Linked DNA regions of Mus musculus: all the other regions are linked to region 2. A link is a loop called in an ENCODE intact Hi-C map of the cell type or tissue named here. Cell type or tissue: heart. All regions are shown on one strand. Links, peaks and the distances in the headings refer to the core of each region. The heading gives the core; the rest is flanking DNA. Region 1 has its middle 77 kb from the start of Mtbp. Region 2 holds the start of Sntb1 (syntrophin, basic 1). Region 3 overlaps Sntb1 (syntrophin, basic 1). Region 4 overlaps Mtbp (Mdm2, transformed 3T3 cell double minute p53 binding protein). Region 5 overlaps Sntb1 (syntrophin, basic 1). Region 6 overlaps Sntb1 (syntrophin, basic 1). Region 7 has its middle 120 kb from the start of Gm46516.

Region 1 (4,318 bases), core at 252-4,251, 270 kb after region 2:
ATTTGCCCATGCTTCTCATCTTATGGCCATTTCAAGAAGGCAAGAGGGATAGAGATTATGTCATCTCTTTCTAACATAAGCTAAATAATACAAAATCAAACTATATAATTATTATGAACTACCCAGACCAAGGTATTTAATGAATGGCATCAATGAAGTATGGAAATAATTTTTGGGTGTATCTTGAGTGTTTTTTTTTTCTAAATCTGCCTGTGTTATAGCCCCTATGAATGTCATGTACAATTGATATATAAACTGAATAAATATTTGTCTCAGATCTCCAATGCCTAGGCTTATAATTTTAAGTATATCGTGGGATGAACTGAGCGGATGGTGGCTTCGTGACAGTCTCAGAGGACTGTGTGGGTGTGAAGACAGGCCATGTCTCTTTCCCATCAAGACTGGTCTTAGAAGTGTTGGCAGGGTAAGTTAATACCACTAGCAACTCAGAGCCCATTTAAAACACAGTCAGCATTTTATGCAACACAGCAAGTGTTGACAGATTTCCCCAAAATATTAATGTTTATCCCCAAATTCTTAATTTGAGTATAGTTTCAGACAGCTTTTCATCTACAATTTGAGACTCTCATTTTTAACTAAAATGTGACCCCTGCACCAAGCTCAAAAGTACTTAAATTCTCTATTGTACTGTAGTTGGGTTTTGTTGCAATTTCTTGCAATAAATGTAATGGGCTGATATTCAGAAGTCATTGAACTAACTGAAACTTTAGCAGTACTGAGATTAGATTTAGAACCATAGAGTCTGGGGTTTATAAAGACCTAAAGGCTGTGAAGCATATTTCTGTGCAGTTTTCTCGAGTGCTACCACCTCCCTGCGCTAATAAGGGGTATGATTTGCTAGGAACATGGCAGTAGGATGCTGATGTTGCAAGCTGCATAGACACCAATTAAAACTTTTTTAAAGTTCATACCATCTAAGTTCATCTTAGACATACACTGTGTCCCAGGAGCTGCATGACGGGCCACACTGACCTTGTAGCATATGCCGCTGCACTCGGGAACTCTTCTTGAACACTTTGGCATTGTGCATCGAGCCTGAAATTGAAATTTCTCAGTATGAGGAGGACGCTTCTTATCTCACCAGGCAGACCCATTCATTTGCTGGCTGGCTAGAGGTGTTTGAAAGGTCTTGCATTCCTGGCACCAAGACTTCTATTTGCCTACCCTTCAGTCATGACCCCTGTTTTACCCTAGAAAACACTGGAAGTCCGATTTTTCTTCCACAGCAACATCCTATACACAGAGACAAGTCAAGGCTGACAACAACTAACAAATGTAAAACAAGTCAAAGAAAGCTTTTAATTGGACATTTTGGTAGGAAAAAAGAGACCAAGATTAAAGTCTTCTCAGATGTCTAGTACTAAAGGTCACAACCAGCCTGGGTAAAGCCACTAGTAAATGTATTTGGCAATAATTTGGAGAACACTTTGACAAACACCTAAAAATTTTAAAACATGTACCTTTTGACCATGAGCTAGGATTGCACAAGTACACAAGACCTGATGTAGATAGATCATCTTTGTAGTGTTTGCAACCAGCTGAAAGACGAGGTATATCAATACAGTATCCTTGTACACTAACAGCTGGCACATTGATAAGAATGTTCTCTGTCTGCGTTGGCATAGACAAAATCAGTAAAATTGCAGCAAGATTCAAATCTTCCCCAAGGTTCTCATGAAGAGCCAGAAGCACCATCCTAGATACAACAGCTGGTTCTGCTTGACCTAAAGGTTTCTGCTCAGAGCAAACCAGTTGTTTGCTTGACAACACTGCCCCCCTTAGCTCTATCCCTTCCCTGCTAGGCAACCAGAAGATGCATACCTGGCTTTCTGTGTTCTTTCAGACTTGGATCAAAAGCCACTCAGTAGGGTATAAGTCCTGGCTTCCTAAAGAGTTGCTAAAAGAACTAGCCTGAATGTTGTGAGAATCCCTTCCCTGGGGAAGCATGAACAAAATATACCCTTCTTTCCCAGGTCCTAATAACCAACCAAAGTCTGATTCCACCAAGGTTTGACCCAGGAACAATGAACTTCTTGGACTTACGGAAGATTATTTGAGAAACTTCTTACAGGAATGATGCTGGAGAAATCTTCACTCAGCACGGATAATGACTGGCCCATAGCCACATCGGTGTTTCTTCCCATAGTGAACCTTTCCCTACCTATACGCTCTAGTATCTCCATATCCCAAGGCTACTTGCAATTAGGGCAGAATTGCATACAAATAGCAAGACGGTGCAAGGGGATTGGATTGAGGCTCAGGTGATGGTCCAATGATGCTCCCCGTATCCTTCTTATGACAGACTCTTGCAGGTAGGCATGGCTGAGCTGATGAGAAGGGGGGCTGTTTTGCTTAGAGGATAGCGCTTTAAAACACTGAGAGAAACAAAAACTGTGGTGAACTGAAATCTAAGAGGGCAAATTAAAGTTCACAGTATGGAGGGACTACTCAGTTCCTCTGTGATGCTTTCTATCTTCCTTTCAGGGTTCTTGACTGTGATAGTGCTAAAACATTCATCATCCATCTTGGGACAACCCATCTGACAAAGGATATCAGCCACTATCTCTTTGGTCCTTGCTTCAAGTTTTGTTTTCTAGTGAACATGATTCAGGAGCATTATTAATTTTACTCACAACATCGAACAGAAAACTGTTAAGAATAACTGGGCTATATATGGCAAGACACTGTCTCAAACACACACACACACACAAGAAATAAATAAAATAATTGGTGCAGATAGGGTGCTTGGGTCTGAGCATGGAGAAATAATAGAAACTTGGAGGAGATATTCCTGGTTGAAAAAGGATATCTGGAAGGGAACATTATAAAAATGTAATAGGCCCTACTGCAAATTATTGTTGAGAAATGGTTCTGAGGATCACGAGTATGACCTAAATCCCTTCAATGTTACACGAACTTCTTAAATGTGCACTTGAAAATTGTTTTTTAAGGGCTCTTTATATGGATAAAATTCTGAGAACTGTAAATATAATTTTTAGCCTGTTTACATAAAATTTTGAATAATAGAACTATTTGAAAATGTGACCATAAATCAGTTATTATTTTACCTACACCTCTAAATGACACTAAATTAATTTCACTCAGGGAAGCAAGTTTAATAGCTCATTAAAACAATTAAACCATGTCCACAGAGGGTGCAGCATCATATCTAAATGGTATCAGAAAAAGTAATGGAAACGTCTCCTCTGACATTATTACTATTATTATTATTATTACTATTATTGTTATTTTTAGCATCTAAGGCTCGATAGAGAGGACATTGATCAGTGTTACAGCAACAGCAAGGAGAGCAGGAGGTGGGGATTTGGGAAGACAGCAAGCTTGGCGAAGACAAAAGAAAGCCAGAAGAACTGATGTGAAATCAGACCATCTATAGCTTTTTGGCAGCTGGGTGAGGGCAAAGCATGGCAAACATAAACCCTTTCAGGATGACTCCAGTCTCAGGCAGGGACTGCCCTACTCTCATGCCTGGCCGGAAGGCTGCAATTCTCTCTTGCCTTGGACTGGAGCCTAGGAATGTTGAAAGAAAAGAAAGCCAGTTTTATTTTTAGCAACTTTTACTTACAATTCTTGGATGAATAAAGCTTATTTTTCTCACAAGAACCCAAAGGCAATGACCAAGAAAGACCTTCAATAATGCCTCATTAATTGTAGCTGTTCTGTTTTATAATCCTCATCTGTACAGCAGTGGAGGGTGGGGATAGGAGTTTCTTCTTCTACAAGCTTTCTGGGTCTTACAGGAAAGCAAAATAATTCAAGAGAAAGCCATTCCCTCTTTCTTCAGCTATAGTCTTGATAAGTGAAGTTTCTGCCACCTTCTTTCTCACAGTTCATTTGTAGAAGTGAATGAAACCCAAGGTTTGTCTACAATGAATCGCCTTACAACCCAGGGGCTTGGCACACCAAAAGGCATTAGTGTTCATTATTATGTGGCCTGATGAGGCTGGTCCATCCCTTCCACTATTGTTTAGATGCCTGGGCTCACTCATGTGTCTGTATTTGGGCGGGGCAGTACCCTGGGTGGGGAGTTCCTTAATGCTGCATATACCTGTCTGCAGCTGCTGCTGGCTATCACACAGGTACCTGGTTGTACTCCATCTGACCTCCCTCATGTGCTCAGGACTAGGCTTCAGGACTAGCAGAAGAGAAGTTATAAGGTCCTAAAATTCTAGGTTCCAGCTCACACTAATCATTGATATTTACTGGCTGCTTAGAAGCAGGGATTAGGGATATGAAAAACATCTATGTAGATGGAAGACCCAAGGCTTTGTGGAAC
Region 2 (4,318 bases), core at 75-4,074:
CTTTCCAACAGTGGTGCCAGCTGTGTTAGTTCCCTGGCTAACCCAGTCCAACAGGAAGGACTGAAGAACTTCCTGGGCTCCTGTCCCTGTTGTGGGCAGGTTTACATGAAAAAAAAAATGAAGATTTTTTTTTTTTTGAAGTATAGAAAGTTAAAACTTACAGGAGCAGGACAGTGGCACACCCTGTGTGAGCTGTAGTGACTTCAGTTTCTCAAGAAAGTCTCAAGTATTTTCATTGAGTTCTGTAATCCCTGTCAGGGACTTCACGGGGATTCCTGAGAGTTTTTAAGTATCCTTGATTAAGTAAGTCTGGAAAGAACTAGAGCTGTTTGCTGCAAATACCCATCACAGTGGGGTGATGACATGCATGTTACAGAAGACCCTCTTCCTACTGGCATCTTATCAGGAGCTTCACCTTCCAGAATTAACAGATTCTGCTTTTTATTTTGTCATCTGGAGAAAGGAGAGGGCACAGCAGGAAGACCAGTAAGTCTTAACACAGTTTAAGTGAACTGTGTGGGACCTGCTTAGCAGAACTCTGGGATGTTCAGCCATGGCTTGGGTTACAGTTAAGGTGGCATTTCCTGATTGGCCTAGGAACGGAACCAAGAGTTACAATGCCATCACCTTGGGACAGAGCAGCTTAAGAGCCAAACAAGCAGTTTTCAGGGAACTTGGAGAACAAACCTATTCTTAGCTTTTAAAGAAGACATTTCCTATATGGAATCTAAGAACAAAGGAGGGAGCCCTGAGAAGCGTTTGGGCTGGCACGGGGATGGGGTTGGGGGAAGTATGGAGCAATGCAAAGAGCAGACACTGAGTTAGACACTGTGTCCTGAAGATGAGGCAGACAGTGCCCCGTTGAAATTCAGGGTAGGTACTGAAAGAAAGCCCTCTTGTCTTCAAACTCCCCCAAAAGATGCCTTGCATTGACTTAGAGGATAGGAGTACGTGGCTTGATGAGGCTTCATTCTATGTTCTTGTGACAGTTTTCCCCTGACTTCTGGCACAGCCTAGGATCTCTCTCTCTCTCTCTCTCTCTCTCTCTCTCTCTCTCTCTCTCTCTCCCTCTCCCTCTCCCTCTCCCTCTCCCTCTCCCTCCTCTCTCTCTCTCTCTCTCTCTCTCTCTCTCTCTCTCTCTCTCTCTCTGTAGTTTCCTTCCCAGAGTCCTGGGATGGGGGTGGAGGGAGACTGAGTTGAGGCAGCGAAGGTCTGGTTTGAGGAAGACTTGGATCTTCAAACACCTGCGGGAGGAGAGAGGGGAGTTGACTCAAGAGGATAGAGTGAGCGCACCTACTAAAGGTGAGTGTGGAAACCCGTCGAAAATAGAGGGTTGAGAAGAAAAGGGGGTGGCGGCGGGGTTGGGGTAGTGGTTTGTGACCCGGTAGGTTTGGGGGAGCTGCGGCAAGGTGCGGCTGAGAACTGAGGCACCCGGGTCTGAGCCAGCGCGACGTGGGAGTGTGACGCTGCAGTGGCGAACAGGTGAGCGGCTGGGGCTCCGGGTCCCCGCCCTTGCCTCCTCCTACCGATTCTCTACAGCACTTGGCCGCTCCGCAGCTCCTAGGCTCCTCTCGGTTTGGGGTTTTGCAACTGGCAGCTGGCTTTTTTCCCTCCTCCCCTGTCGAGGGCTCTCCGTCTTCTTTTAGGTTGCTCCACCCCGCCCAGGATCAGGCGAGGGGGAACAAGCTCCGCCGCTGCAACTGGCGCCCGGCGCAGCCGCGAACACGGGGAGTGGAGTCCGGGGTCTGAGCGCGCGCTGCCAGGCATCTGCTTCTTCCGTGCCTCGGTTACCCTGAGTCCTCCCATCCTCACCCCTTCTCTACTTTTCCCCCGTTTGCAATCACATGGCATTTTAAGAATGCTGGAAAGATGGCGGTAGCGGCAGCGGCTGTGGCTGCGCCGGCTGGCGGTGGAGGCGCCCGGGCGCAGCGGAGCGGACTGCTGGAAGTTTTGGTGCGGGATCGCTGGCATAAAGTTCTGGTGAACTTGAGCGAGGACGCCCTGGTGTTGAGCTGCGAGGAGGGCGCTGCGGCGTACAACGGCATAGGGGCTGCCACCAATGGTTCGTTCTGCAGGGGCTCCGGGACCGGGCACCCGGTCCCCGGTGTCGCTCAAGCCCCGGACTCTCCCGCCGGGGTCCGCACCGCCTTCACCGACCTCCCGGAGCAGGTACCTGAGTCCATCTCAAACCAGAAGAGGGGCGTGAAGGTGCTGAAGCAGGAGCTGGGCGGGCTGGGCATTAGCATCAAAGGGGGCAAGGAAAACAAGATGCCCATACTCATCAGCAAGATCTTCAAGGGGCTGGCAGCGGATCAGACCCAAGCCCTGTATGTGGGCGATGCCATCCTGTCGGTGAACGGAGCAGACCTGCGGGACGCCACCCACGACGAGGCAGTGCAGGCATTGAAGCGCGCAGGCAAGGAAGTGCTGCTGGAAGGTAAGGGGTTAACCCTGCGCCGGCCTTATCCCGCAGTTCCACTTACTCTTCTGCGCGTCAGCACACTCACACTCACCAGCCACTTGCCCCAAAGCCCTAGAACCCCACAGTGCCTGTGTTTTGCAAAAGCAGTGGCACGACTTTCTTTTTTGACAACTTTTACTACCTGGGGGCAAACTCATCTTCACTTTGGCCCTGACCCAGGGCGCTGTACTAAAACACTGGAGTGCCTGGGTTTTCCTGGCTTGGATGAAGTGCTTTAGTGCACTGGTGTCGGAAGTTTCATACTTATCGGTACACGTGGTTTCATATTTTTATCTGCGGACAATCCAAATGTAATTTGGAGTCTGGGAAATGGACCGGGAAATGGAGAGTGGACGGAATTTGCATCTGCCCACATTGTAAAGCAGGGCCACTGACTCTAGGCAGCTCTAGTACTTTTCTACTTTGGCAAAAATTTTCACAGCCTAGGCAATCCAGCTGTGAAGACCTGAGAGGTAATAAATAAATAAATAAATAAATAAACAAATAAATAAATAAATAAAAATAAAAGCCAGAGAGAGGTGGCAGTATTTGAATGCTAAAACTCAGCCACCCGTTCCTGCTTCCCTTCCCTCCAGCACCAGAGAGAGTCCATGAGGCTGTGCAGCTTTGAGTAGTGCCAAAGGCTGGGAAAGATGTTGCCAATGTAGGCACAAGTTCACTTCCACTGCAGGGTGTTCAGCCGGTCAGTCCGGATTCCAGGTTCCCCTGGGTGGAGAGCTGGTGAAGTGTTTTCTTTTTTCTGCTGGTGTCTCCTGGAGAAGTGTGAAATCCACTCTGCATTTGTAAACAGATTTCCCTGCCCATGAATATGAAGAACTTTCGAAACGCTCTCTGAAAATCTGGTGTCTTCAACTCTATAATCATCCAATGGGTATAGACTAGGAAGTACCAGTTTGGATGTGGCAATATGGGGGTGGGGGTGGGGGACTCTGAGCGTTTCCTTTGCCCCAGCTCTGGTTTTCTGTCTTTGTAACTCTTAGTACACACTTTGGCTGGCACTCACACTGCGTGATAATTTCATCGATTTTTCTCAGCTTCTTCCTAACTACAGATTGAGTTGTTCAGAGATCCTTTATTTGGATAGGGGGCTCTCCGGAGCTTGTATCCCTCAGTGACATGCATGCAGGTTGAGGGAGTAAATTAACTCAGCTACTGAGACACTATTCCAACCTAGACTTTATAACGTGGTGGTGATTGACTTAAGCCCTTAAACTAAAATGTAATCAGTTCCCTGTTCACCCAACTGTCGTGCTGATGTGTGACTCTGGGAAGCCAACTTGCTTGGCATGTGACAGCAGATGAAAACTACTGGCAATATGTGTCTGCCTCCTAACCTGGAACACAAAGGGGCTTTTCTTTTTTTTAATTTTATTTTATTTTGATTTGTCTAGAAGATTTGTGATGTCTTCATATTTAATTCACTGCCCCCGAATCCAGAACCTAGAAGGCTATTTGGTTTGGCTTGATGATTAACATAAGTAAAGAGGAGAAAAATTCTTGATCAAGAATGTGTTGGTTTGGGTGACAAGGGACAGGTGGGATCTTGTGAGAGTGTAGCTTGGACTATAAACTTCTGGGTGCCTGCTCAGTTTGTAATCAATACTGAAAATGCAGATGGAAGGGGTGACAAATAATCATATTTTACTTCAGGCATGTCCTTTACTACATCCCTTCTTCCTGTCTCTGAATATTTCATGAATTTAATGAATAATAACTTGCCAAGGACATTAAGAAACAACCTGGAGTTGAAAATGATCTTAGAAAAAGGAGTGTGTGTGTGTGTGTGTGTGTGTATGTATGTATATATATATGTGTGTGTATACATATGTATATGTA
Region 3 (4,318 bases), core at 235-4,234, 110 kb after region 2:
AGAAAGAATTGCAGCATATCCAAGTGATAGGCCCTGAAAGCTGGACCCTGGCATCTGGCATCCATTTTCTTATACTTCCACAATAATGGCTTTCCTTCCACCCCAATTTTCAGCTAAGTGGCCAAAGGTACTCATAATAAGGAATTGCTTTTTCATCTAGATGTGGTTGTGTTTAAGTTTTAGTCAGTACATTGTAAACAAAAATGGTTCGGCGGTGTCTAGAAGGTGGAGTTAAAGGAAGGGTGGTGTGTATATTGGTTGTTTCAGTTAGCACATGTGGAGTCACCTGGACGTCATAATGGGGAATGGTCTGAAATGGGTGGGCAGTGAGCATGCCTGTGAGAGACTTTCTTGGTTTTGTGCACTGCGATGAGAAGAGCCACACTGAAGATGGGCGTCACCGTTTCATGGGCTCGCCCTGACACTGAAGGAAGAGCTGCGATTCAGTTGACCATTGGCATGCATGCTTCCATCCAGTTCCTCTTCTCCTGACTGTGCATGTGATGCAGCCAGCTGCTTTATGCTCCCACTGCTTCAACTTAACTGCAACAGTGAGCCAAATAACTTCTCCTTTAAGTTGATTTTTGCCAGGCGGTTTTTATCACAGCAACAGGAAAAGAAACTAAGATACAAGTTATTCTTTTTCCATTTTCCTTTTGTCTTCATGGGATGTGGGTCTCAATAGATAGAACTCAGGCATCTGTTTTAAATTATCAGGAGGTATGGTAAAAAAAAAAAATGCAATGAAGAAGACGGCAGAATCCAGAGTTCTTGGCACTTTGGGAAGCAGAGTAGCCCCACTAAATCTTTTATTCAATTCCAAACTTGCTAGATTCATAATAGTCTTTTCTATTCAATTCATTCATCTGGGGTACCTGGCCCAGACAAGTTCAGACTTAGGTAACACCTTCCTTTCTTTTCGTTAGACCATACTTACTTGATTATGTGTAATGGTTTTAGAATAAAAAAGAACCAGGGAAAGCTTTCGCATGTTCTTTGTCCTTGTCAGGGCCACTACTGTGTCTCCTCCAAAGGTCTCTATACCATTCTTACTCTCCACATAGGGGTCCTTGGTCTCAGGCCTCAATGAGGGATTGAAGAGGACTCAAGTACTTAGCCATCGTGTAGAAATTCTGTGGCCTCAGGTACCTTGGATTGCCCTTACTTCCTCTGGTGAGAAATCATGGACTGCTAGCAAAATCCAGTGGCCTTCTCTTATATTAGTTTTACAGAAGAATATGTTGTTTCTTTCCATGCTTACCAAACAGAAGCAAGATCTAAGGGCTGTGGATGGAGCTCCGTATAGAACATTTGCCTACCATGGATGAGACCCTGTGCTACATTCCCAGCACAGAGGAACATTAATAATAGAAAGTGTTTTATGTTTCTGTTGTTGAAGCAGGATTTCTGAACAAAGGCTATGGGGGTGGTGCACGCAAGCCTTTGAGTATTATGAATGTAGGGGCCATGCATGTGTGCGAAGGTCAGTAGACAGCTTTGGGTGTTGGTCTTGGCTGAGCTAGGGGTCTCTTCTTCTCCGCCACTGCATAATACCAGGCTATCTGGCCTTGCAACTTTCTCCACTCCACCTTGCACTCATTTCTTTCTTTGGTTGGAACATTTGTCTGCCAGAGATATCAGGATTTATTTAGGAACTTTGTTGACACTCGTATGCAATACTAGTAAAATCCAGAGGTGCCAGCTGAACGGCTCTGGGGAGGCACATACACAAAGGGAAAGGGGAACTGTTAAGCCAACTCAATGGGTAAGGAAGAAATTGCACATGACTTCTATTCAGTTTGAGGTTGAAGCTGTCAGGTCTGGTCTTGTTTGACAAAACCAAGGCAAGATCTCTAGACCTTGTGGCTCTGCACATTTCCATATGGAAAATTCTTATTCTCAGCCAATTGATTCCCACTCTACTCTTCTGGTTCTACAGTTTATCCTTCATTTCTCTTAATTTTCTATTTTTGGTTGTGTACCTACCCTTTAGCATCTGATCTATCTTTCTGGTCCTATATTTCTTAATCTGTAGTCAACATTTAGCATCGTTTTTAAAAGATTGTGCTCCATTGTAATTTTTTAACGTTTTCATTTCTTATTGTGTGTATGTATGTACGTGCCTGTATAGAGGTAAATGTATGTGATTCCATGTATCTATGTAGGACAGAGTTATCGAATCACCCTGGAACTGGAGCTATAGACAGTATCCAGGCATGGACACTGGGAATGGAATGTAGGTGATCTGTAGAATGCACTTATCCACTGAGCCATCTTCTCTGTGTAATTCATTATTCACTATTTCCTCCTGATGTGTGTGTCTCTAATGTAGCTTTAATTTGTGGACTACTTATCTTGTTGCTACTATTGTTATATTATTACTATTATTATTATTATTATCATTATCAATTATAATACTAGACATCTTATTTGAATTTAACTAGTTAGGTCACTTCTTTAACTGTTCTCTGGAAAACTCTTTCAAACTTCTGTTTATTTTTCCACCCTCTTTTAAGTTTTAAGTACATATAGCTGTTGCTACCATCAATTGCTTATACTCGGGTATCTTGTTTCCTAGTGTGCCACATTTTCTTTGATTTTTTGAACCAGCTCATTGCCTTTGGAAACGGTCCTCAGCACTCTTTGCAGCCTAGGATGAAATTGTTTTCTTCCATAAAGAATAATCCTTTGATACTGTTGGGAAGCTAGAGACCTGTGCACTGTGGTACCTCCTTAAACCAGGCTTAAAATTTAACACAAATCTCCTTGTCACCTGCTCCTCCAAGCTTCCTCTCTTCTGGACTTTGAATATCTTCCAATCAGGATAATTCTGTATCATTCACAGGCTGCACAATCCTTTGTATGTAAAAATAAACTGATAAATGTTGGTGAATGAGCAAAAATTTAGATCATCATAGTTACTTATTACTGTATTCTCTCTGTCTTTATATTCTACTGGCTGGTTAAGAGCATCACTCTACATTAAATATTATTCCCAAGAAGGCAAACGTTCCTCAAGGCCTTGCTGTGCTATCTTTTCTATGTAAATTACTCTAATTATGTACCATATAAGAAGTGGGTACTTGGCAAGTATTTGCTTTTAGGCTAAGATTTTTATATGTTATCAGCTCTGCCCCACAAGTGGACTAAGCCACATATTTCTAGAATTTTTCATGCTTAAGCAGGATATTTAGAATATTGCTTGGATTATCAATGACGGTAATCCTTTGTGCCTTCAAAAATGTTAGGCCTATGTTTAATATATTTTTCTTTAGGCAGTTAAGTCTCATTTCCAGGAATTCTCTCTACAACTGGCCAGTGATTGGACCACTGTATTGCTCACTGATAATCATTATTGCTACTATCTAAAATAAAATCCAAACTTCTCAACTTTTGTGCATCTTTCATCTACGTGGCATAGCCAGATATCATGAAAGAGCATCTCTGGATAAACAAAGTAACGCTCTATCAATTGCTAGCCATGTGACCCCCTACATGACAAACTTCTAAGCATGAATGATTGATGTATATATGAACACTGACCTATGTGTTTGGTAGAAGTAGGAAAATCTTACAAAGGTTTTCTGAAAATGATAACTATATTTTTATATTTTATTGCCTATGGGCACATGGACTCAATGAAGGAATGGTAGCCTAGATATTTTTGTCTACAGACCCTGGATTCCCTAACAAATATAAAGTGAGTCCTTAAATAGTAATTGTGAAGATTAACTATAGGACAATGTGTAAGTAACCTGGTTCAATATTCTGCTCATGATTGAGTGCATTACAAATGTTTTTTCTTATCCTTCTTGCAAACCAACACCAAATTTTTCTCTGCTATGGAATTGTGATCAGAGTTACAAATCAGGGTGTGTTATATAAAAGGACAGTCATGATCCTTCTGTTTCTTAACATGATGTTCATGTTTTAAGGCTGAGTTCAAATGCCATTTACCCACATAGCATTCTTGAGTCTCCCTCTGAAGCCATCACTCTCATCTCCAGCCAGATTGAATGATTTGAATGATAAGAATCCATTCCAAAAACAAAAACAAAACAAAACAAAACAAAACAAAACAAAAACCTCTATCCCAACTGCTACCAGAATATCCTATATCCCAGTAAGTGTAATTCGACAACAAAGCCACACAATTTTACTGTCTGCAGAAATAGGGAAATGAGTCACTTTTTTATTTTTTAAATTAGCGTAATTAGGGTATTAAATACCATATAGACAAAGTCTATAGATTTAGTACATTCTTTAGCTCCATCATCTTCCCACCTTCTTGTGACCTCCAGTCCTCCCTTGTGACTCC
Region 4 (4,318 bases), core at 255-4,254, 340 kb after region 2:
TTTAATTTTGTTATCCAAAAGGGAATGAATATAAAATTGCAGTGCTCAAATAAATCATGTCTCTTAAAGGACAATAAAGCATTCAGTGTAACAAATTAAATTAGCACCATTAGACTCTGAGAAAGGAGGTTTTACTTCACACCAGTTTAAATGACATGAAATTACAAACTTATTGAAAGACCAGAAAATAAAATGAAAACCAAACAAAAATTTGATAACCAAAGGCATTTAATTAGACAAAAATAGCAACTGTATAAAATTTTAGTGCATATTTTTGAACTAATACATTTCACTGAAAGAAATCTGATGGGCTGAAGGGTAACTTTTTATGTACAAGGCTTTGGGTTCAATCCTTAGGTGAAAAGGTTGCAAAAATGTTTATTTGTGAATACGTTGTTATTTTCTTTTTCATTTTTTAAATTCACACATGAATATGCATTTCTAATGCATGTGGAAGGCAAAAGAGAGCACTAGAGTTCTCAGAAATGGAGTTAGAGATGGCTGGGAGCTGCCATGTGAGTGACAGGAACTGAACCCAGGCCCTCTGCAAGAGCAACCAGGGCCCTTACCACTGAGCCATCTCACAAAGCCTTCATTACTTTCTATACCGGACTCTGTAGTAAACTTGGCTGTAAATACCAGCTCCGTGAACGTAAGAATTGTAGTTGTGCCATCCTGTATCACTATCTAGCTTTACACACCACTGTATATTCAGTTCCCAGGACAGTGCATGACATACTACACAGATAGCAAAGAAACGTACAGCAAATAAGTGGGATTCAATAATGACACATTCATTAAAAAATGCAAAAGTATTTATGAATACCAAACTGTACTGAATTTTGCCAATAACTATTTGAGTAATACAAAGCAAAGCTACTCGGACCAAAAAAAAAAAGTGTTTAAGGGTAATATCGTATAGTATTTTATAAAATATGCTTCCTGTTTTAGGAAGAAAAAGTGGTTTCTATTTTAAAACTGCTGATCCAAGAGCTTCACCCTACTACAGGGCATTCCATTTGGTGATGTGTACGCTATCGGCACCATAAAGGAGTGTCATCCTGACAATCTCCTTTAAAAAGCAATTTGTCCTTGAGTTCCAGGACTGGGATTCTACTGAAGATGCTGAATCCATCACTCACGCATCAAAAGTAGGAAATACAAATGATCTAAAACAGTTATTGTATTACCAGGAGCGGGAAGCTTGTCTGATAACTGATGCAAATTTTCTGCTGATTCTTCATATAGGCTACAATGAAAGAATACAGTTAGAGGAAAAATGCCCTATACAAATATACATATAAATATGCATAATTATGCCTCTATATCATATAATCATAATAGGCAATAGTGATCTATGTGCTACAGTCACACATGCTAGACACATTACCTTATTTGACTTAGCTGACAAACCCAGGCACCATTAAGATTAGTATTTTTCCTTTAAATAAATGTCCCAAAACCATGTACCTATTATGTGTGAAAGCCCTATTTCAACCTGCAAGTACAAGCTCTTACCCACATGTAAAACACAAACAGAACCAACGATAATAATAACGGGAACAAAGACCCCAACTTATATTTTATATATTCAACATAAATAACAGACCAAACACTTTTCTACTCTCCCAAACAAGCCAGCAGCAGGTTTTAATAATAAAGGACACTGCTCTTCTCTGAGTTAGTTAAGGCTTCCCTGAGAATATGACATTTTCCCAGATTCCTAAAAACCTACATATTTTATTCAGATAGTGAAATTCTATTCTTAAAAGAAGTTCGTATACAGGATAAAAGTATTTAAATCCTTCCGCATAAGGTGACACTGTCTGAAACAAAAGCCGAAAGCATGTTAGGCTCACTATTGTTTCCAGGCTCCCTCTTGTGGAAATAAGGTGGCGCCACATTATTTTTTCACAGTGGTAAAACAGGAATCAATAAGGTCTTTTTAAGGCTCAGTGAAGGTGTCTGAGAAAGTACCTAAAAGAATTTCCTCACTTGGTGAATGAGGAAACAAAAGACTAGATGAGCTAATTCCCTGGCTTTGCCTCACACAGTCAACAGTACTTTCTAACTCCTACTAGTCCACAGTTCTTCCCACTGCTTCCTGCATTAACCAACACAATGTGAAACCAGTAAGAAGAGATTCTTAAAGCCTATACAATGAATACTAAAACAAAACAAAAGCATTTCCTGTCACATGACAAACGCTAAAAGGAAAGACTTTAACAATGAGCCAGAAATGGAATGTCTTAGGAAGAAAGAGGTTATCACAACTTAGTGTCGGGATCATCTTCCATTCTAACAAGATTCAAGAGACTTACAAGTGACGTCAACTGATATTCCTCAGAAACTCTGTAGACTACAAAAAGTATCAGAAATGTTGAAGAGGCATATAAATTGGGGGGTGGGGGGGAGTCCCACATTTCAGTCTCAGAGGCCAAAAACACAGTGTGCTTTCAATTTGAGTGTTATCTGCTAGCATTAAATAACTCCCCTAGTCAAGACAACACAGGATCAGGCAGAATTTATCTTCAAAAAAATGATAAGCCATTACCAACAGCACTCTACAGTTGTGTGAACTTAAATGTTTTCAGGTATCAATTAGATGAGAGGTCTAACCTGCCCATTGTCTTCCAAAACTGAAGTATTGGCCATTGCAGTTGATTAAAAATCCCCTACTATAGTTGCTAAAATATCCAATCTTTTCCCTCCTGTCTCAAAACAACAGGGTACTGTTAAACATCTGCAAGGCAGTATAGGCATAGAAGCATACTCAGCCAAGGGTAAGGATTCCCTGCTATTACTGTCATCTTCTTCAAAACACTCAACAGCACTCTGACATTCTTCTATATTTGCTTGAAGAACATCTTCGATTTTATCTTTTTCAGCATCAAAATGTATCTCTTGCCAATCAGAACTACAAAACTAATAGAAAATGATGGTAAGTAATGGAGTCACGTCATCATTTATAGCACAGACATTTCCTAATAGCTATTGCAAAACCAACAAATCAAAAGGCGGCATTAAACAGAGTGGATTCGTGAAATTCTTTAGAGTAGGTAATGCGTTCACTAACAGCTATTACCTGGTAAAATCCGCATATTGCTTGCACCGCAAAGAACCACTTCCTGGAATGAGGTGTGCCACCCACTGAACAAGCTTGAAAACAAATCACACTTATTAGAAGAAAGGCAGACAATGAAAAAGCAGTCAGTGTAACGATTACTATTTAGAGAATTGTATAATTCTTTAACATAGTCTATAGTTTTCCAAGTTATAAATCTCTTGCAAAAATCCAACCTGCTTTAAAAAATTATTAGCTTGCATTAATTCAAACTCCATATTTTTTAATCATTTAAGATCTACTATAAAGATGTTTTAAGAAAATATGGCTACTCAATTATGCCTGGGTGACACAAAACCAGTAGGCCACTAAGTAAAACCAATTCCTTCTCCAAAGATCATGCAGGCATGGTTCTACCTGGTCACAGGCAAATGGAAAATTACCTGGAAAATGCAATACCATAAAATAAACTAGAGAAAGAGAGACACAGAGAGAGAGAGTGAGTGAACTCAAAGGTCACCTTGAAGCATATCTCAGAGGAGCCAAACGAAATTGAGAGCTTTGGAGAGAAACCAGACTCGAGGCTCCAAAGGAAGAGTGAACCGTGAGTTTAACTTGTGGGAGCAAGGTAAGGGGCTGAGTGTCAACTGAAACTTTTCTTCCACTGAGCTCAGCAAAATCATGTTTCCTTACTGGGAACCACTGAGTATTAGTCCCTGTGGGAAATGGACCTTCTTGTTAGGTCTTCCTTCGCTCCTTCCTGCCAACAGGCAAGAGGTACTGACCTTCCTCTCCAAGGCTACTCCTCAAAATGATCCCAGCCCAGGCACTCCAAGCCACCCCCCTCACTATTGAAAACCGCAAACCTATTCCTCAAAGCAGTACTTCCCAATGGAGTCCTAGCTGCTCGTGTTCAAAGACTGCAAATCCCTTTCGTCACTCTTTATAGCCCCCCTGAAAATGCTGCCTACCTGTGGTGGTCCCTTCCTCATTAGCTTTGTTACACCCTTCAAAGGCATGTTAGTGGATTTTTCGTTCCACACATGCCACTGAAATTGTACTCGAAGTCGCTAATAACTGACTTTTTACGACCTTATTAATTTTTAGCTTTGTTAATATTTAATCTCTCAGCATAAATCAGAGAAGACTCAATGGTGACTGCTGTGAGTGTGTGGCTACTTTCCCCTTACATCAGTTGGATCTGTGGCACTAATTCTGGCATCTCTTAAAAATGATGTTCCTTGAATACTTGGA
Region 5 (4,318 bases), core at 263-4,262, 200 kb after region 2:
TTTCCCCTCTACATAGTGCCCCAGCCTATTCATCTGAGCTTAGATTCTCTTCATTCTCTTGATAACATCATCTCATGGCCTGCTTCAAGCTGGAAAACATCATTCTGTAGTCCAATAAAGATAAAATGTAGGAAAACGTATGAGAAATTGACAGAACAATAGACACACAGAGAATGTCTAATGATATGCTTTTGACGTGAGATGATAGATTGAAAAACACAAGCTCTCGCTTATCTCTGGCGATTCTGTTGGCTGTTTCACTGTAAGGAACTTCCTGCTTCCCGTGCCTCCAGCTGGAGCTATGATCATCTGGAGGGTCTGACACCCAAGATGTACACAAACATCACTGATGATTAGTACTGGTGCTCCGCTGGGAACTTAACCTGGGGCTGGCAATAATGGCACCTGGCTCTCCATGGGCCCTTTGTTTTGTCTAAGCTTCCCTTTTTAGAGCAGTTGGATCCCAGCTAAGGGACTTTTAAGTCCCCAGTAACTGAAGTTGCATATGGTCTTGAAGCCCTAGCATCATGACTACCATACTCTCTTTGTCAAAAAGCATCATGGGCCCAGACAATGCAGGTCCTTCCTCTTGATGGACTTGCAGTCATCCTCTCATCCACAAAGAAAACAGGTGAAGGGAGAAAGAAAAGGTGAATTGCAACATCCCAGCAGAATTTTAGGGAACTACAACTTGGTGGTGTTTTTTATGTGTTTCTTCTTGCTCCTTTGTATCTCCTGATTTTACTAATAAGCAACCGCTGTTCTTTAAAAAGTATAATGTGTGCATGCGCCATTAGTAAAGATTGATGAATTATAACAAACTCTAAATAGCCATGTAACTAGGCTCCAGATCAATAAAGGGAAGATTAATTAGCTGCACAAAAAGATCCTCTTCAATAGCTGTTATTCGTACAAAGAGGAAAAAGAATTATGTTTAAAGTGAAGTGGCTCTCATTTTTAAAAGAGCACCGAACTATTTGACTCATCTCTTCATATCTAAAACATCATCTTTGACACACAGAGAAACAATAAGCCTCTAACTACCCCTCAAGTTACAGATTTCAGGACTAAAGTGCCTAATCGCCAAAAAAGGAACCGAAGCAGGTCTCCCCCTCAGTGGCCATTCGAACGCTGGTGAACCAGAAAATTGTCTTCATCCTCCCCAGAGCTTTGATCACTGTAAAAGTGACAGTTAACTTCTCACATTGGATTTGAGTGAGAACATAAATAAATATAAAATTTATGTTTACAGCACAACCATCAAACAACAAACACACACACACAAAAAAAAAAAAGCTTCGTGATTCCTGAGCGTACAGTGTCATCTTGTATGTCTCACTAGTTTAGGGGCAAGAGCAAGATTCAAATGCGCTCGAACCACCCAGCTCACAGTTACCATGTATTATGTATATGGTTTGTTATGAACTTTTAATGTTTGTTTCTGGTTTGAAGTGGCAGTAGTTAAAGAATCAAGTATCAAAACCTGCTCTCACGTCCGGCCTAAGCCTTGGATTAAGGTTTCCTCACAGCTGGCTCCTTTGCAAGCTACCTTGAAACAGGACTCACACTGTCGCTTTCCCTGGTCAGATTGTACTTAACAACTGTGGAATCCTGAATAATGTCTCACAGGGCTATTCAGGTCAATACCCTGTAAGTGGTACATTCTAAGGAGAAAAGCCTTTGCATATATAATTACCTGATGCATATATGATTTGCAGATATGATTCAACTGATGAGAAAATGCTGGGTTCTTTTGGTAGGTTCTAAGTGCAGTTACATATTTGTGGGATATGTTATCAGTATAGATAAAATGTGGGTCTCACCCATGTTAGGCAATTAGTGAGCTCCATTACTAAACCATATGTAAGAAGACAAAAGGTGACATCACATGAAAGAGAAGAAGGCACAAGGTGGAAGCCGAGGTTAAGGTAGTGCTATACCTTTGACTAGAAATCCAGAAAAAAAAAGCCAAGAAAATAATTCTCCCCTAGGACTTTCAGATACCTTAACTTACTAGCAGCACTAATTTTGGGCTTAATGTTGTAGATACACACAGATAAATACATACAAAGAAGTAGGCATACACACTCATCCGAAAGTCAGTCTAGTTGGAAGCAAACAGTGACTGACATAGTAGTGACCTGAGTCTTCAGTCCTGAACAAGGACTAAGGATCGTTGCATCAGAGGACAAGGTCTCTCTAAGGCCCTGGACCTTTAGTTCGATATCTGCTTCAATCTTAAAACTTACTGTCATGTTAAAATAGTCCTGACATAAAAGTAATTATTCTCCATGTATGGATTTGTGGGATTAAGTACATTCAATTGCCATCATCCATGACCCAGTAACAAGACATTGTATTGAGGTAGAGCGCTGGCTCCATGGATAAGAGCACTAAATGCACTTCCAGGGGGACCAACTCAGATTCAATTTCTAGCAGCTACTTAGTGGCTCACGGCATCTGTAACTCTAGTCCTAGGTGAGGCCCTCTTCTGGCCTCTATTGGCACTGCACCTATATAGTCCACAGACATATACAGGCAAAATGCACACACATACACACAGGTGCATGCATGCATGCGCACACACATACATATATATATATGTAAACTTTTTAGCAGCCATACCACACAGCATTAGCAGACTGAGGACACCCAGAGGCCACATGCTGCCATGTGGCACAAGCAGGCTGCAGACACACATAAGGCCACCTGTAGTCACCACACATTATGTGGGCACAGGCTATCACCCAAAGGCCACATGGCCAGCCGGCAACAGGAGCCACTACCATGTGCAAGTATGTGGTAGACAGATGGGAAAGAAAGAGAAGCAAGAAAGTTTGAACATTGTGAAGAGAGGTGGAAGTGGAGACATGAGGATAGAAAGGAATAGCTTCTTGTGGGTAGCCAGCCCTGCCACCTGAGGCTATGGTGAAGTCCCAGCCTGTGCTGTTGCTGAGGGCCATGTCTGGGTCTGTGGCCATGCAGCAGCATCAGTCTGTGTCAATGTCTGTGGCCCATATTACCACTAAAGGCCATGTGGACTTCCCTGGTCTGGGGGATCACAGAGATATCAAGAGCTGGACAGATCTGGCCTACCCCTCACTCTCTGCAGCAGTCTGGAGAGCTGCCTTGACATATTCCCTGCTGCATCACTTGGGAGAGCTGGCTGTGCACCTCCTCTGAGCTGCACAGTAGAGCTGGCCCTAGTGGCAGTGGGCTTGAGCCGCCTCAAAAGCATGAACACAGGAGAGCTGAACCAACCGATCCTCTGCTGTGAGGTAGAATGGGTGTGAGGCTGAAGCCCTCTGTCCCCTTGTCTCTCATCATCACTGGCAGTTGGGAGAGCTAGCCTAAGAGTCCTCACCAGCTGCAGTACTCAGGAGAGTGGACCCTGCACCTCATCTGGACAGCGTAGTAGAGCTGGCCCTGGTGGTATGTTGCTAGTGAGCCAGGTATGAGGTCCTGAGAGTGAGAGACCTTGTCCCTTATTGACCTTGAGTGAAGTAGCAGAGGAAGGGAGGGCGGTGGCAGTGCTGAAGAGCTTGACCTGGTGGTACTTGCATAGGATAGCTAGCTGGCTGACCAACTCAACTCAGCTACCATCCAGGCACAGATTCAAGGCTTTGAGTTGGCATACCCCAAATCTACCTCACCTTTGAATTGTTCAAGCATGTGAAGGGGCCAGTCCTACAGATTCAAAGCTGCAGGATCTCCATGACACAGGGCAACAACAGGATTAATAAGGGGAGTCCAGGTATGGATCCAGTATTGATAGTGTAGCGGAAGCCAGAGGCCTCAAACCAGACCAGTGACTCACTGTAATAAACACTTGCAAGTGAACATGTGTGGACAAAAGGATGTACCATGGGACACACTGTGACATACTGCACAACAAGGTGTTCTCTATACTTTGGGTTTTTTTTTTTAAGTCTTCTTTAGGGGAGGGAGGTTGCAGGGGAGAATGGAGAGATGAGTAGGATTGGGGTTCATGATGTGAAACTGACAAAGAATCAATAAAAAGTAGAGAGAGAAAAAAAAGAAGTATTAGAACCAAATATTTTATTTCCAAGCTGTTACCAATAGGCCAGGTAGGAGGCGGCAATCCTAAAACTGGTTCTGCCTAGCCTGAAGACTGAAGCTGTACATAGCATAGCAGCCTAGTTACTTAACAAGAGAAATGTCCTGAGGTTGAAGCTTCATGTGTATTATGATAAAACAGCATCTTTTCTCATCTACCAAGTAGGGATATTAGCAATGTCTACATTTAAAAAAATAATTTTTTAAACCATAGGCACCTTATAACCATTGCTAGAGAATT
Region 6 (4,318 bases), core at 159-4,158, 61 kb after region 2:
TGTGTCTCCTTGTGCAGACATGTTTTCTGTCTGATGGCCACCAACGAGCTTTCTTGCCTAAATAAACCTGGTGGCTTCTTGAGGGCACACAGATAACTACTCCTCAATTTAATTTTTAGTATAAGAGGTCTACCTGTCTTTGCTCAAGAATTAAATTAATCAGATGTGTTTCCTAATAAAATTAGAGGGAAGAAGATAAAAGCAAATACATGATTCTTTTCCCATCACTTTGGCTTCCTGTTTGAAGGATTCGCTAGTCAGAAAAAAAAAAAAAGAAAGAAGTGTTTTCTTTTAAAATGAAATTTAAGATGACATTTAGAGACAGGTGTGGTGGCCTTTAATCCTAGCACTTGGGAGGCAGAGGTAGATCTCTGTTTGAGGCCAGCCTGGTCCACAGAGTGAGTTCCAGGCCAGCCAGGGCTACACAGAGAAACCCTGTCTTGCAAAAACCAAAACAAACCAACAACTCCAACAAAGCACATGCAGCTGCAAAGGGCAGGTACCAGGGATGCAGAGATAGGAGGATAGTTCAGGCATGGCGACGATCCAGTCTAGCCAAGCTGATGAACCCTGGGTTCAGCGAGATACCAAGTCTCTAAAAGAGGTAGAAGGTAGGTGAAGACATGCAACATCAACCTCTAATGTCTGTCTACACCTACACAAGATACATGCTGACCTGCCTGCATGCCAACGAATACATAATTATGTATGTAGATATATGTGACATCACATACACAAGGGGCCATGACATTTTTTGATATTAAATTCTTGGTGCCAAAACAAATGTCCTCCACACTGTGTGATTCATGGTTTATCAACAGCTTTATCAGGTTCCTGATCACCTGTCAATAGAGCAACGGGAACACTCAAGGATGCCCTCCTCCTTTCAAAGTACCTCAGACCGCAGACCCAATATTGGTTATTTAATGCTTTATCTATAGATCTAAGGAGGCCTTGCCTTGTCAGGAGATCCGTAATTACTATTTCTGCTGATGCTGCAGATCAAATTCCATTTGTTAGGCTTCCAACCTTCATTACTCTATTAACCCCAGGTATCCTCCCTAACCACCATCTCTCCTTCAGTCTTCCATTCACATGGTTGTTTATTCTGGTCTACAACACTGGTATCTGTTAATAAAGATGCTGCTGACCAAGTATCAGGTGCACCCATCAAGAAACCAAGAAGCAGGCGTTGATCTTGTTTTTTTTGTAATTAACTCAATTCTCCATGCAATTACCAGGCTCCAGATGGTAATGAAGCACAGGCAGCCAGGCTGTAAGATGTGTATCCTGCAACCTAGCTTCATTGGTACTACCAAACATGCTTTGTCTCTACTAATCAGTTTCCCTGAGGATCAATGAGCAGAAATACCCAGAAAGAACTTCTACTTCTTTGGTCTAGTCACCAGTTTATACCTCACGAATATCAGACACAGCTTACCAATCATTCAAAGAGAAAGTGAACCTATTAATTTGTATTGTGATTTAAAAAAAAATGGGATCGCCAAAGATATCCAATTAACAAGTGGCCATGTTAGGAACATTGTACATATCACCCGTCTTGCAAGAGCAGCTGAGGCAATGATAGTGACCCAGGGAAGAGTGTTCAGACACCTTTTTCTTTTTAGTTCCATTTTTCTCAAGACTGGACTGTACACAAGAATTTCGAGATTTATATATACAAAACTATGCAAGACAATTCAAGAAGTTTCTCACTAGCAGTGATGGTCCTTCATAGATTTACCTCATATGTTAGAGCAAAATGCTAGCTGCCACCACTGTGCATCTAATGGGTCTCGGTCTTTGTCAGTAGAGTAATTCTGTAATTTGTTTTTTACAAACTCCTGAAAGTTTCCAGAAGTCTGATTCGTGATATCTGACTATAAAACAAGAGTAACCCTGAAAAGCATCATAGTCATTTTATCTTAAACTGCTTTAAAGAGTGTGTGCACATGAGTGCTTGTGTGTCCTGTAGCAGACATGAAGTGGATGAGAGGGGACTGAATATAGAACACGTTGTCCTGCTATGCTAAGCTTTCTCTCCTTTTGCATGCGGTATGAAGACACAGCCCTGTTGCTTCCGCCCTGCTTTTCTGGGGCTCTGAGGAGAAGCAACATCCTTTCTCTGCAGCCGCCACCTTCCTCCTCTGCATTGCTCTGCAATTGTTCTTAGGGGAAGTGGAAGCCTCTTTAATGACTTCCGCAGGACCTCAGCAGAACTTCCTGTAGCCCTGCTCCTATCCCACTTTACACTGTTGTGACTGTCCTCTGCACACTTGGGGAATATCTGTACATTCTCTCTTCCTGGTTAATTTTTGAAATAAGGATGAAATTTGCATTTGGCTGATTCATGGACCTCCTTCCTGACACCCACATGGTATACGTTGCTCTCTCTCACCTTCCCTTCTGCAAGGTCCACCGAGGGCCACAGCTTTGTGTTCAGAATTTGGTGGTGTGCTTGGCGTGGCCGCTGCCAAGACTTGGAGTTTTCTATTTCTTAGGATAGGAAGGAAATCCATTCTTCCAGACTGCGAAGATACCATAGGAAGGTCCAGAAAAGAAAAGGTTGCTGATATGCTACCCATAAGGCTTGAAATAATTAACCAGTGGCTCGACATTGGAGAATCTCTGCCCTTAACTGTGCAAAGTCATCCAATATAGGAGCTGTGTAGCTGGGGGTCAGGAATCTTGGGGGACTGGTCTATCAATCAGTCCTCCTGTATTCAAATTGGATGTGTCCTCTAGGTTCCAGCACAAATGACCCAACCACTTTCCACCATAGCTTACTCTGCATTTAAGCCAGGACTGGTCCACATTCCCTGACATTCTATGAAGATCTGCTTTCATTGCTTTTCCAGCCAATGGAACACAAAACCCCAGAGATGCAGGAAACTGTTTGCAACAGGGGCTGTTTTCTACCTCTGAATGCTGGCACTTAAAGCCACAGGCTATAAATTGGCAGGTGATGGAAGGGTCAAGGACCAATGTGCTCTGGGCTTCATCTTGTCTACACACACACACACACACACACACACACACACACACACATATATATATATATATATATTCACTTCCTTCCTCCAGGCTTCCTCATGCCTCTTCCATTAAAGAGCTTAAACACCCTGCCTGTGGCAAAACAGATTATAGAAAGGAAGCAGGCAGCTGCCTTCCTGTTGAATTTCTCTTAGGGCCATTGGCTGATTTCCCCTGGGAAAAGATTGGTTACCCCTGGTGGCTGGGGCTGTGCAGAATTGCATGCTGCTTCCTCGTGCCAGCTCTGGCACGTCTGTCAACTCCGAGGTCTGAATAAGTCACAGGGCATTTGTGATCTCTCCCCTCCACCCATAAAAGAGGAGTGATAGCAAGGGCTCACCATCTGGGCAGAAGGCAAAATTTTTAAGAAGAATTAGGAAGCACTCTGCAAGCCCAAGTGCTTTGTAAATATTTAATACTTAGTAGCTGAGGTAAATGTCAGGAGGGTGTGGAACCCAACATTCGTCTTTTTGTTATGACAACTTTTTAGATGTGTTCCGTTCCCGAGTCCAAACACTGGAGGCCCAGAACCTGTCTGATGTATTCTCCTTTTATTTTTCTTTCTTCACTATGCCCAAATATTTCCTGTCCAACATCAAAGTCCACTCTAACTCCCCCACAAATAGTAGTTTTAGCTCCTTAGTTTCCCCAGCATGCCACTAAGTAATCTACCACGGGCCTCTAAAATTTAGAGTCTACATGCTTGTGAAGAAAAACTTAGGCTTCTTGGGGAAAACCCTTTTTAGATAAAAGAAAATCTTTGTGTTTAAGCTGGTCTGTGTGATTCTGTTCCAGAAAACCTCCCCCTTTGCCTCCTCCCTCCCCCTGCCCTGCCTGTACAATGTCAGCTTTCAGGAAGGCCCCTCTTTTTAGAAAGGAGGATCATTCTTAACAGGTGGGCTTAGGTAATTTGCTTTCAACTCCCCAACCATGTTAGTGCTTGTAATGACTGGAAATGTGCATCTGCTACTGAGAGGAAGACTTGCAGATGGGCAGGAAAGGGCCAGATAAACTGAGTGTAGAAGTGAGAGCAAAGGAGATTGTTTCAAACATACTTTGATACAGTGCATGGAATTTTCAACATATATCTTTATGTATACATAGATATATGTATACATATAATGTATAGGTGGAGATATATAACTATATGTAGAGATTCAGATATATATAGATATAGAAATTTATATAGATATATCCATATATCACTATTAAAATTTCTCCTCCCCCATACCTGTCTCATTCTTCTGGTGCCGAAACCTGGGACCAGTCATGTCCTTTTCTTTTC
Region 7 (4,318 bases), core at 126-4,125, 140 kb before region 2:
TGATCGGCACCTCTGATGGATGGCACTCTTTCTGTCACAAGGGACCATTAAGCTAAAAGCAAATGCCCTCCCTCACCATGAGACGGCCTGGTCAGGCACATGGCTTCATGCAGCTTAGGGTGAAGTTAGTGGCTATGCTGTCACTGGCCTGATTCCTAGACTGCTTGGATTACCACCCAAACTCCGCTCTCCTGAAAAGTACCTATTCTGGAAAGTGTAGGTCTGGGGAGCCACCTGCTTATTTTTATGTTCTAATTATTCTACTGTGGTCAAAGATCTTAATCTTCCTGTTATCAATTACTGGGCCTTACGAAATCCATTTTTATAAGCTTGTAAAGAATGCTTAGAAAGTATTGGGTTCTGTGTGTTAATTGTGTGTATAAATCTCGTTTTTTTTCTTTTTAATTGTTGATCACTGTCTTTTTAAAATGTATTGAGGTAAATTTCTTAAAATATCTTATAATGAGAGTAGAATTATGAATTTGTCCTTTGTAGTACTGGGCTCTTGCTTTCTTCTTTGCAAAGCTACATTATTAAATTTGTAAAATACCCCTGAGTATTACATACTTTTACTTTGTCAGCATTTACCAGGGTCAAACTTCTCAGATTTTAGTTTATTATTTCATTTTTTTACCTAATGTTAATAATGCTAAATTATCTTTAGTTTTAATATTAATTTCTTGGTGTGTTTTTTACTCAGGCCATTTTACAGAAACTAACCGTACTGTTTTGCGACTTGGATATGTCTTTTACAGTGAACATATAAGTGGACTTTTTCTGGAATAAAGGTATATTCATTCAACAATTAACGGTGAGTGTATCTTATCATCTGAGGCTGCAGCTAGTTGTCCTGGGGATTCCCTATAATCTCTAAGGAGGCCCACAGACTCACCTGATTTAACCTGGATTTCTTTCCTTATCCAGAAACTGACCAGGACCTACAGTAGTGTGGACTTTTCTGAACTTTCTTCTCCATCTTCCTTGATATCATCTATTATTTGTACTTTGATTTCATTTTTAGGTACAAGGTTTTAGTAATTACTTATTCTGTTGAATCAGCAAATTTTTCAATTAGAATCGCCTCATCTTGTTTGTAAAGATAAGTTTAATTAATGCTAGGTCATTTCATCCATAAAAGCTTCTTAAATGAATATACATAAACTACAACGGAGACATGGAGACAGAAGGCCTAAATGACTCCCCTCCTTCTGAAGTAGCTTCTATGTCCCCCAGTATACCTCCTGAACTGTGGCAGGAGTCTCCAGTGTCATGACACAGGCAAGCCACATACTAAACCTGGGGAGTCCCCCCGGAGAGTGGTAGCCAAGCTCAGGTAGGACAGCCAAGAAGCACAAGCTGTAGCTGCCTACTAATCAAAGAAGTTGTAATTGTTTTAAAATATGTTAGGTCATTTCATTAAAAATTAACGTTAACTGTTGGCCTGAATCCAGAAGAGTGGGAAAATGCACTGTAGGGTGATAGTCCTAACACTTTACCCAGAGGTTCTCATGACTCTGTCCTAAGATCAAGAAAATCCCTATGGCTTAGAGACTTTGAGCCACTGGGTACACAGACAGAAACTGAATAAAGACCACTTTCCTCAAATAATGATGAGTTTAGTACAACCCAACACTTACAGTAATCGTTCAGATGGGACAAATCTTTACCATCCTCTAAAACCTGCCGCAAAGGGCCATGGGATTCTCTGCTGTAACACAGAAGAACTGCGAAGGTTATTCCACTGGCTTTCGTGGGTATTAATCCTACCCTGTTTAGTCTCTTCAGCTGGTAGGAGCCCTTTGGGGGCACGTTAAGATAGCACAAACGCACAGCCCTTCTCAAGAATATATATCACATACATATATTTTCACCACTAAAGTCTTATCATATGATCCGCCCTCTCTGAAGTAAGTCTGTTCTACCTGTGGGACCATTGGTATTCAGGGAAACAAACACCAAACACCCTAGGGCTTCACTTTGTCCGGTGTTACCACCTGGTGCCAATAGATGGCAGCAATACCAAGGGACTGCGTAGCCATGGCCGCGGGGAATGTTTTGTGTTACCTTTTCAGTCTAGGTTGTTTTGGTTTTAAGGGCTCAGATCTGTGCCCAGGAAAACATGGTGGTGGGTAGATAAACAGCCTGGAAAATCCTCTCTATTGTCTCACTTCATGTCTTCTCCCACTGTTTCCTGCCAGAGAACTGCTTTCTGGGGTCAAAATTCCCTCTAGGCAGAGTGTGAGGAAATACTAATACATTGCCATCTTCTGTCGGTCTAACACTAGAGTTTGATTGTTCTAATGATACAAGAAGGATAAAAACCTACTGGAGCAAAGAGTCTGTGTCACGTGGTTTGTGCGAGCATATTTGAAGGCGCCTTGGACAATACGATCCCTCTCCCCCTCCCCCTCCCTTCCCCCCCTCTCCCTCTCCCCCCACCCCCCCCCCCTCTCTCTCTCTCTCATATTTTTTTTCTAACTTTAGCCCAGATTGCTTCATTCAGGAGGACTTAAAATTGCTCACCTTACATAAACTCAAGGATAACGCACAAAAGGGAAGAAAGGGGGATTCCCATTGATGAGATTTGAACTAGATAAAATATCTGAAGACTTTCCTGGGAGAAGAAGAAAAATAAAAGGAAAAAGGAAAAAACAGTGGGTTGTCCTAAAGGAACCAACTTCCACTGAGCTGGGTAGAGTTCTCTTGACCAATAGTCGGCTCTGGTTGACTAATGAGAACAGAAAGGACATGATAACACAGCTGCCACAGAAGCAGAGACACAAACCCCACTGCCCTGTCTTCTTCATCAGTAATCAAGATGGTTTCTGAAGCAGAAGGAAGTTCTTCAAGGAACTGGTAGGCCTTGACAATGAAGTCCTTATCTTGACGTGGGCAATAGGGGTATTTCTGGTACTTTTGAGTATAATCTAATATTAGCCAAAATAGCTACCCGTCAAAGACAATGCTGCTAAGCATAGCTTCCCTTTTATTATTTTTGCATTCATTTTACCCAAATTCTGTTTTCTCACCTCAAGTGACCCCTCAAAGAATGCTCTATAGGAACCGAAAAGCCCAGTCTGAATCAGACCTACCTTGTTTCATGTATCGTTTTGTGTTTGTAATAAGCTTAGCCCAGATACTGTGTCTCTTTAACTCTAGGCCTGCCATTGTGTGTTGTTAGTAGACCAGAGTTCAGAGCTCGCTCACTATCACGCAAAATACATTTAATAATCATGGTATACAATCTGATAAGCAAGCCATCTTTCAAATGGACCCGAGTGTCCTCCAAAATGCACTTTTCCCTCTGGACTGTTCAGCTCAGGATCCACTGAGCTCATTGGTGTCAGTCTCCCCTGTCCTTGGGGGTTCATAGTACTTCCCCTTGGCCTTCTGCCATGCACGTGTTCCTCTGTCCTGAAAAGAAAATGGAAATTTTGGGCCATAGAACGTTTCAAATAATAGGTGCACTGATGCTATACTGTCAAATAATTTATTCTTCTGTGACCATGCACAATTAATACAAACGTGTGATTAGAGTACAGAGTTTATTCTCTGTGTAGGGAGGATCTGACCCCGTTTCAGTTGTATTTGTCTCAGGACTCCCATGATTCCAGCTCTCCCCACTTGCTGATGTTAGAACTGATCAGTGAGCAGGGAAAATGTTCATCTGATAAGCCTCCATGGTCAGGGTTCCTGTCACTCATTAGTTAGTGGTCCATGGATGATCATTGTCTAGGTCCAGCATCCTTTAGAATTAGCAAAGTGGAGACATTCTATGTCGTTCCTGCAAAATCTGTTAGCCAGAAGAATTTGAAGGAAGAGTTTCCCCCTCCTCAATTGAGTGATATAAAACAAAAGAAAAACAAATAAGCGGTACGATAAATGCTCTACTCTTTATTTTTTTTTTTTTTCCAAAGAGTAGGTTGCTGCCCAACACCCTCCCAAGGACCTTTGCTCTTTCCCATTTTCCATATTTGGTGCATTAAATGTTGGGGCTTCTTCTCTCCATCTCGAGCCAGTGGGGCTTCTTGAGGTTAACACATATTCTGATCATGATTTCACATTCATCACAAATATTTTCTGCCCCACCTATAGAATCTATCACTTTTCCAAGGAACCTGATTCCTTTCAGACAGAAACAAAATATAGACTTCATGTTCCCAGAACCCAGAGTTTCTTTCTCTCAGAACAGACACACTTACTGGTTTCCCCAAAAGACATACTGAGGAAATGTGTAATTTTTATAAAGAATAGCGCATGCTATATATAGACTCATGCCACCTCTTTTCAGTAGAAATAAAGATTAGTGAATTTTTAA

Evidence for each region. Peaks named below come from ENCODE experiments on the same cell type or tissue, not always from the same donor. Only the 100,000 strongest peaks of a DNase experiment are listed, where the experiment ranks them.
Region 1: it touches region 2 in a loop (2.0-fold over the local background); 9 of 42 quality-filtered maps call a loop at or near these places.
Region 3: a loop joins it to region 2, with 2.2 times the contacts of the local background. A loop is called at or near these places in 4 of 42 quality-filtered maps.
Region 4: a loop joins it to region 2, with 8 times the contacts of the local background. A loop is called at or near these places in 11 of 42 quality-filtered maps.
Region 5: a loop joins it to region 2, with 2.1 times the contacts of the local background. A loop is called at or near these places in 4 of 42 quality-filtered maps.
Region 6: it touches region 2 in a loop (2.1-fold over the local background); 7 of 42 quality-filtered maps call a loop at or near these places.
Region 7: a loop joins it to region 2, with 4 times the contacts of the local background. A loop is called at or near these places in 11 of 42 quality-filtered maps.

The regions. Positions count from the first base shown.
Region 1 is chr15:55,632,354-55,636,671 of GRCm38, reverse strand. It overlaps a transcript of Sntb1 not described here. Among named protein-coding and RNA genes, the nearest start is that of Mtbp, 77 kb to the right of the region's middle. In heart, for the core only: a CTCF peak has its summit at 1,797; no DNase peak of the experiment used is centred there.
Region 2 is chr15:55,904,143-55,908,460 of GRCm38, reverse strand. It overlaps Sntb1 (syntrophin, basic 1), which reads left to right and starts at 1,512. Exons shown (of 7, transcript NM_016667.3): 1 at 1,512-2,437. The coding sequence starts at 1,870. In heart, for the core only: CTCF peaks have their summits at 1,910 and 3,035; DNase peaks (open chromatin) are centred at 1,690, 2,170, 2,400 and 3,120; H3K4me3 peaks cover 3,094 bases; H3K27ac peaks cover 1,801 bases.
Region 3 is chr15:55,795,439-55,799,756 of GRCm38, reverse strand. All of the region lies in intron 1 of Sntb1 (syntrophin, basic 1), which reads left to right. Among named protein-coding and RNA genes, the nearest start is that of Sntb1, 110 kb to the left of the region's middle. In heart, for the core only: no CTCF peak of the experiment used is centred there; no DNase peak of the experiment used is centred there.
Region 4 is chr15:55,561,544-55,565,861 of GRCm38, reverse strand. It overlaps Mtbp (Mdm2, transformed 3T3 cell double minute p53 binding protein), which reads right to left. Exons shown (of 22, transcript NM_134092.3): 3 at 3,086-3,159; 4 at 2,774-2,925; 5 at 1,191-1,249. Among named protein-coding and RNA genes, the nearest start is that of Mtbp, 6.3 kb to the right of the region's middle. In heart, for the core only: a CTCF peak has its summit at 1,882 (motif pointing left); no DNase peak of the experiment used is centred there.
Region 5 is chr15:55,705,029-55,709,346 of GRCm38, reverse strand. All of the region lies in intron 3 of Sntb1 (syntrophin, basic 1), which reads left to right. Among named protein-coding and RNA genes, the nearest start is that of Mtbp, 150 kb to the right of the region's middle. In heart, for the core only: a CTCF peak has its summit at 2,488 (motif pointing left); no DNase peak of the experiment used is centred there.
Region 6 is chr15:55,842,730-55,847,047 of GRCm38, reverse strand. All of the region lies in intron 1 of Sntb1 (syntrophin, basic 1), which reads left to right. Among named protein-coding and RNA genes, the nearest start is that of Sntb1, 62 kb to the left of the region's middle. In heart, for the core only: no CTCF peak of the experiment used is centred there; a DNase peak (open chromatin) is centred at 2,147.
Region 7 is chr15:56,044,765-56,049,082 of GRCm38, reverse strand. No RefSeq gene overlaps it. Among named protein-coding and RNA genes, the nearest start is that of Gm46516, 120 kb to the right of the region's middle. In heart, for the core only: no CTCF peak of the experiment used is centred there; a DNase peak (open chromatin) is centred at 1,992; H3K4me3 peaks cover 518 bases; H3K27ac peaks cover 362 bases.